Linked DNA regions of Homo sapiens: region 1 is linked to region 2. Evidence: chromatin contacts called from ENCODE Hi-C or POLR2A ChIA-PET data. All regions are on one chromosome and are shown on one strand. The core of a region is the stretch at or near the end of the contact, and the rest is flanking DNA. Distances in the headings are between cores, read along the strand shown.

The links. A loop is a pair of places that touch in the nucleus more often than their neighbours do. ChIA-PET counts read pairs that join two places held with the same protein, here RNA polymerase II (POLR2A). Pooled maps may share reads with other maps.
Region 1: a loop to region 2 is called in a pooled map of posterior vena cava, with 7 times the contacts of the local background. The contact joins the promoter of INMT-MINDY4 here to the promoter of ZNRF2 in region 2. A Hi-C loop is called at or near these places in 11 of 168 maps with a recorded cell type or tissue (A673, CD4-positive, alpha-beta T cell, CD8-positive, alpha-beta T cell and 8 more), 18 of 37 single-sample maps with no recorded cell type and 27 of 50 pooled maps. POLR2A ChIA-PET finds 5 or more read pairs at or near these places in 2 of 52 experiments (A673 and OCI-LY7).

The regions. Positions count from the first base shown.
Region 1 is chr7:30,750,464-30,754,006 of GRCh38, forward strand. It overlaps INMT-MINDY4 (INMT-MINDY4 readthrough (NMD candidate)), which reads left to right and starts at 1,672. Exons shown (of 20, transcript NR_037598.1): 1 at 1,672-1,841; 2 at 3,271-3,475. INMT (indolethylamine N-methyltransferase) reads left to right here and starts at 1,672. Exons shown (of 3, transcript NM_006774.5): 1 at 1,672-1,841; 2 at 3,268-3,475. The coding sequence starts at 1,688.
Region 2 is chr7:30,282,300-30,285,880 of GRCh38, forward strand. It overlaps ZNRF2 (zinc and ring finger 2), which reads left to right and starts at 2,298. Exons shown (of 5, transcript NM_147128.4): 1 at 2,298-3,527. The coding sequence starts at 3,059. LOC124901607 (a long non-coding RNA gene) reads left to right here. Exons shown (of 3, transcript XR_007060274.1): 3 at 1,900-1,955. The region is part of intron 1 of LOC105375218 (a long non-coding RNA gene); the gene reads right to left. RefSeq lists silencers at 2,144-2,573, 2,584-2,633, 2,714-3,103, 3,184-3,263, 3,414-3,543.

The DNA.
Region 1 (3,543 bases), core at 422-2,921, 470 kb after region 2:
CAGGAGGCCCTCTCTGCACAGCTCTGTCTCAGTCTCACTGGGATGATGGCTCCTCCATGCTGCTAGCCCTCAGGTTCTGTGATGGTGCTTTCTATGAGTCAACTTGGCTAGGTCATGGTGCCCAAATAGGTGGTCAGTCATGATCCTGGCTGTTTGTGTAAGGGTGTTTTTGGATGAAATTCACATTTAAACTTTGAGTAAAGAAGATCGCCCTCCATAATGTGGGCGGGACTCATCCAATCAGCTGATGGCCCAAGTAGAACAAAAGACTGGCCTTCCCCGAGCAAGAGGGAATTCTGGCAGCAGCTGGTCTTTGGACTTGGACTGCAACATTGGCTTTTCCTGGTCCCACCCTTCAGAGTTTGGACTTACTGGCCTCCACAATTATACAAGCCAATTACTTAAAATAGATCTGATTCTCTCAGTGTACACAAGCTGGGTTCTCTTTCTCTGAAGAACCCTGACTAATAGAGGTACCATATGTCTTCCTTCCACCCTGCCCACAACTTAGTTAGCACCGTGCCTTTATTGCACACTCCTCCAATCATGTAATGCGAGCCCTGCAGTTTCCTGCCTGCTCTGTATGCCTTTTGCAGGCCAGCACGACAGCCGCAGGCCTCCCTGGAGGCTGCCCAGGCACCCGCCCCTTGGAAGCCAGGCCCTGACGACCGCTGGGTGTTCCTGCGTCTGTGGCATCACCCATCTGTTGGGCCCTGTGGATTCAGAATTGTTTGTTTACTTAAAGCCAGAACAAGGCATTCCTGTCCTTCCCACTTTCAGGGCAAGAGGCCTGAACCTCCAGTGTAGCGGATTCATTTCTGTCCGGTTTGTGGCCAAGTCAGAGCCATTTCCTAGTGCCAAAAACAGAGACTGAGCTTTTTTCTGTCTGTGGGAGATTTTACAACCCAGTCCCATTTCAAAGAGAAGACTGAGGCCAGGAGTGTCTTACCCGGAGTAGCCAGGTGAGTCAGTGGCCAGGAAGCCAGGACCCCTCTGACAGTTTATGCTTTATGACCGGGCGCCCTTGTTCTCATTCATGGAGATTGACGACAATTTCTGCTCTTCTCCCAGTGACCTGCACAGTGATGCCAAGTCAGCCATTCTGCTCTGCCTCCTGGGGTCTGAACTGTGTTCTCCAGCAGGGATGGGGGATGCATGAAGCTGCACCCACTGCCTGGCCTAGAGAGAGCCACTGGGCCCCAGTGACCACCAGGCGACAAGATGGGGATCTCACTGTGCACTCAGGTCACAACACCTGTGACTTAGAGGAGTGACTTTGGTCCTTACAGTCAGTGAAGTGGGCACGCAGGTGGGGAAACATAGGTCTGACACCTACTTGGAGGCCACAGAGCAGCATGTGGCTGCCAGGGCTGAGAGTTGCACCCAGGGCTGGGCACCATCAATTGCCTTTGACGGACATGGGTTGGTCCCTAGAGGCAGCAGGGCCAGGGCGGCTGCAGCCCCAGCTGTCATAGCTCTGGGGTTGGGGAAACCTCAGGTGTGTCAGTGTGGCTGGGAGGTGGTGAGACATGCACTGCCTTCTGCATCCCCCTAGAAGGAGAAGCTCAAGGAAAGGCATACTTGGGAGGAGCCATGGGATGAGGCTGGAATGCTGGGGGTGGAGCCTGGAGAGCTTGGAGCCCTCATAAGACCTGATAGCAAGGAGGGGGCACATTTCAGGGACACCATGAAGGGTGGCTTCACTGGGGGTGATGAGTACCAGAAGCACTTCCTGCCCAGGGACTACTTGGCTACTTACTACAGCTTCGATGGCAGCCCCTCACCCGAGGCCGAGATGCTGAAGTTTAACTTGGAATGTCTCCACAAGACCTTCGGCCCTGGTGAGCAGAGGGTGGCCCTTCCCCTTGAGCCTCTCTCCAAGGAACCTGGATGGGGATGGGGAGACGGTGTCCTGGGGGCAGTCTGGTCTCCTCTAGGGGTTTTTGGGGATGGGCTGGGGGAGCTTCTGGGGCCCTGCCCCCTCTCTTTGGGCAGCTGTTATGCTGGAGGTTGAGTCTGTCTCCCCATGGCTCAGGAGCTCTGTGCCAGCTGAAGAGCACAGCCCCGTGCAGTTCCCACACTGCTCTCCATTAGCCCCTAGGTCTTTGGGGTGGAGCAGAAAAGGCTCTCCAGGTCATCATCAAGTTCAGTCCTGACCTTGCACAGCCAGGCCTCTGGGGCCCCCAGAAGGCCAAGGGCAAACAGCAGGGTTGCAGTGGGACGGGATCGCCTGTGCCCGGAGTGTGCAGCCTAGATGTGTCTGTGATGAGGACCTGGAAAAGCCCTGCCCTGGGACAAGGATTGCTAGGTGGGGTCTCAACCCTGAGCAAGGGGCTCAGACCCCAAGGACCTCAACTGAGCCATCTGCACGATGGATGGTGACTTCTGCCTGTCTCCCGATGATCACTGCCCTCCCCATGGTGACCCCATGATTTGATTGTGTCTTCTAAACTCAAGCAGCCGTGTCCTCACTTTAGGCACTTGACTGGGGAACAGTAAGGGTGAGTCTCCTGGTGGTCTGTGGGATAAGAGGGGGTTAAAAGGCTGCTGAGCCTGGAGGAGCAGGCCGGTGTGGGAGGCAGAAATCAGAGAACAGCCGGACTGGGTGTGACCAAGCTTGGAAGGCCAAGTGATGGCCCCACGCCAGGGCTCCAGACAGAATGTTGGAAGTCATGCTTCATTCCAGCTTCCAGGTGACCCTGGATTCACTCCTGGGGCCATCTTCCCAGATCATCTCCTTAGCCCCGGCTTCCTATTCCTGTATGCTTTCACCCCTCCCTCCTCCAAGGAACAAGAAACCCATCCAGGAAGGGCTGGACTTCCAGGGGAGGCTTCCAGCTCCCAGTCAGCCTGAAACTTAAAGGGCCACTGACCCCAGCATGTCCTCTCTGAACTCTCCAGCCCGAATCTTCCCCAGAGCAGGGCTTGGGCCTCTGTTCTCTGTCCCAGAAATATTATACTCTTGGCTTATGTTCTTGACTGAAAGGTATTGGGCTAATTGTTTAACCTTTTACAGACTCAGTTTTCTAATCTGCAAAATGAAAATAGTGATAGCAGTCACTACACAGGGTAGTTTTGAGGTGTAAATGGAAATTAACACATATAAAATATTTGGCATGAGGCTTGGCTTACAGGGAGCTGCCAATCCGTGATAACCACCAAGCACGTTTGCCCCTTGGGTAAGACCAGGGTGTGTGTCCTCATCCCTGTGTCTGCCTTGGGTCTCGTTTCTTTTACCCATCCATTACCAGTCTTTCCCTCCCACAGGAGGCCTCCAAGGGGACACGCTGATTGACATTGGCTCAGGTCCTACCATCTACCAAGTTCTTGCTGCCTGTGATTCCTTCCAAGACATCACTCTCTCCGACTTTACCGACCGCAACCGGGAGGAGCTGGAAAAGTGGCTGAAGAAGGAGCCGGGGGCCTATGACTGGACCCCAGCGGTGAAATTCGCCTGTGAGCTGGAAGGAAACAGGTAGGGGTGCAGAGGTTGGGGAGGGGGTTCCCAGTCAACCTTCTTTCTCAGAAGTCTCCCTGGCCTCT
Region 2 (3,581 bases), core at 1,048-3,547:
TACTAAAGACGTGATGGCCAGGCATGGTGGCTCACGCCTGTAATCCCAGCATTTTGGGAAGCCGAGGCGGGTGGATCACAAGTTCTGGAGTTAGAGACCATCCTGGCCAACATGGTGAAACCCTGTCTCTACTAAAAGTACGAAAAAATGAGCTGGGCATGGTGGCACGTGCCTGTAACCCAGCTACTCTGGAGGCTGAGGCAGGAGAATTGCTTGAACCTGGGAGGCAGAGGTTGCAGTGAGCCCAGATCGCACCACTGCACTCCAGCCTGGTGACAGAGCGAGACTCTGTCTCAAATAAATAAATAAATAAATAAGCGACACATTTTCAACGAAGTCAGAACTGTTTGGTTGACAATAACACACATTGACAGCTTCATGCTGGTGACTGGAGAGAGATGAGAGGGGTGAGGAGAGAGGAAAGAAGGCCAAGGAAAGAACATAGAAGGCCAGCATTTTATCTCCAGAACCTTCGTGGGGAAAGAAACAAGGCTCACCAGAGAGGAGGTGGAAGGGGCACCCACCACAAGCGAAATGTCAAGGAGAATAAGAACATGATAAGTTAATGAGTGACATTCAAGAAAGAATCGTTTTAGTACAACTGGTGAGGATACATGTATTCACTCACTCATTCATTCATTCATTCACAAAACATTTATTGCACCATGGCAAGACCAGACACTGTGTTAAACACTGGAGGTACAGACATGAAGTTTATCATGGAGCCAATTGAGTAGTGACAAGCAAGATATCTAATAATAATAATAACATGATCAGAGCTATGAAGGAGGTATTGTACAGCACTGAGTGGGAACACTGAAGTCAGTCTGTGATGCTGGGATGGGGGAGGAGGTGGCAGGAAACATCTATAAGGAGAGGGCACTTAACCAAAATGATGACCATATCTTAACATGATACTGCATATAAAGCACTGGGTACCTTTGTTTTTCCATGTATATATGTGTGTTTGTGTACACAGATACACGTCTTTATATGTATACATATATTCTCCATTTGTTTAAAAACTTGATTCCCATACCCTAAGAGTGATGAAAATCATTACATAAATGACTTATTGCAAATAGTGAAAAGATGACAAAGTATTTCTGTAGTTTTATAAAACACCACTTGCTATTATTATTTTCAAGTAGAGACTAGACATTTTCATAATGGGAGTCTCAGAGCAGGCTGTTCCCTGGGTATCCAGACCCTGCTCTGCCGTGAAGAGACCACACCAACACTGAGGAAGGCACTGAGGAGAATTTTATTACATTTTAGAGAAGTTATAGGATTTTAAAGAGGCAGGTGCCCTAGGATTTAACACAAACAGTTCAGGTAAGAAACCTAAAGTCGGCCTGGTGCGGTACGTCACGCCTGTAATCCCAGCACTTTGGAAGGCCGAGGCAGGTGGATCACTTGAGGACAGGAGTTCAAGACTAGCCTGGCCAACATGGTGAAAGACCGTCTCTACTAAAAATACAAAAATTAGCCAGGCGTGGTGGCACGTGCCTGTAATCCCAGCTACTCTGGAGGATGAGGCAGGAGAATCGCTCGAACTCGGGAGGCGGAGGTTGCAGTGAGCCGAGATCACACCATTGCACTCCAGCCTGGGTGACTGAGCGAGACTCCGTCTCAAAAACAAAAACAAAAATAAACCTAAAGTCCAAAAAAGTAAAATAATTTGCTCACTACAGATAATTTAGTTTGGTGTTGGGCCTAGATTCTAGGTTTTGTGAGTCAGGTGCAGCGTTCCTGGCACCACAGTATTTGCCCTACCACAGAGGGTCAACCTGGATTATCCCGAGTTCTTCCAACTCTGCGCTTCCTCCCAGGTTGGTGTTTCATGAGTAAGTCTGAGATCAAGCTGGCTTTTGAGCTTCTGTTTTTTTTTTTAATCAGTGTGTAACACCAACACCCACCGAAACCAAACGGCTCTGGGCAGAGGACACAGCCATTCACGCCCCCTGCCAGGAAAAGCTGCAGCTGACACAGGCTCCTACAGCGTCGGCGGGCCACGTGCGGGAGGAGGGGCCGCCTTCTGGTTGGCGCCCGGTGTCCGTTCCTCCTATCGGCGTAGGCCCCGCGAGGAAGACAAGGGCGCGCCCTGGCTGGGAGGGCGTGGCCAGAGACCTGTCCATCACCGAGTCCACGAGTGGCAGCACCTACCACACCGCAGTACCTTGGCGAGGCGGAGCAGGGGCAGGCAGGTCGCGGAAGGGGGAGGCGGAGCAAGGCCGGCGGGAGCCAATCGGCCTGGCGGCACGAGGGGGCGGGGGCGGGGTCAACGCGCGCGACCCAAACACACGGGCCGGGCGCACCCTGCAGCCGCGCCGCTCCGCGGCCTTCCGGCGCGGGGCCGGGGAACCTCCTCCCCATCTGCGCACCCCCCGCCTTCGCGGCCCAGATCCTCCCGCCAGCCCGGCCCCTCCTTCGCAGGGGGAGCGAGGCGACGGTTGCCGGGAAGCGCGCGCCACCTCTCCCTCCCATTTTTCGTTCTCCCCTCGCGCGCCACCCGTTTTTCCTCTTTCTCCGTTAATAACAGCTGGGTGGCTGGGGGAGGAGGGAAGGTGGCCCCGGCGGAGTCTGGGCGGGCGCCTCCCACTCAGCCGCCAGCCGCCGTGGGAGCCGGAGGATGGCGGCGGTAGCAGCGGCCGCCCGAGAGGAGGCGGTGCCGAGATCGGGGGCGCCGAGCGCGGCAGCAGAGAGCGGTAGCGGCCCGTCGTGGCGCACCAGAACCGAAACCAGCGGCAGCCGCACGGCCACTTGAGCCGCCCCTTCCTGCTGGAGCCAGCGAGGGGTGCCTGCAGCCGGGACCCCTTCCTCTCCGCGTCTCCTCGTCTCCCGCGCCCGCGTCAGGCCGTCGGCCTCGCCCGCCGCCCCAAGAAGAGCGCGCCGGGCGCCGACTGCCCCTCTGGACGCCGGGCGGCGGCCCTGGACGTGCGGGGGCCTCTCTGGGCCGGCCGCGGCGCCTGGGCCCTGCCCTCTAGCTCCCGCGCTCGCTCCCGCCCTCCCGGCTCTCGGGGCGCAGCGCGCGGGCCCGGCCCGGGGCAGGGCGGACATGGGCGCCAAACAGAGCGGCCCGGCCGCCGCTAACGGCCGCACGCGCGCGTACTCGGGCTCGGATCTACCTTCCAGTAGCAGCGGAGGCGCCAATGGGACCGCGGGCGGCGGCGGGGGCGCTCGGGCCGCCGCCGCGGGGAGGTTCCCGGCTCAGGTGCCCAGCGCGCACCAGCCCAGCGCCTCCGGCGGCGCCGCGGCGGCCGCGGCGGCCCCGGCAGCCCCGGCGGCCCCGCGCAGCCGCTCCCTCGGCGGGGCCGTGGGGAGCGTGGCGTCGGGGGCCCGCGCGGCGCAGTCCCCCTTCAGCATCCCGAACAGCAGCAGCGGCCCGTACGGCTCGCAGGACTCGGTGCACAGCAGCCCTGAGGACGGCGGCGGCGGCCGGGACCGGCCGGTGGGCGGGAGCCCCGGCGGGCCGCGCCTGGTGATCGGCTCCTTACCAGCTCACCTCTCGCCGCACATGTTTGGAGGTACGGACCCCTCTCCGCGCACCCGCGCTCGGTCCTCCCGCGGCTGCACGTGGG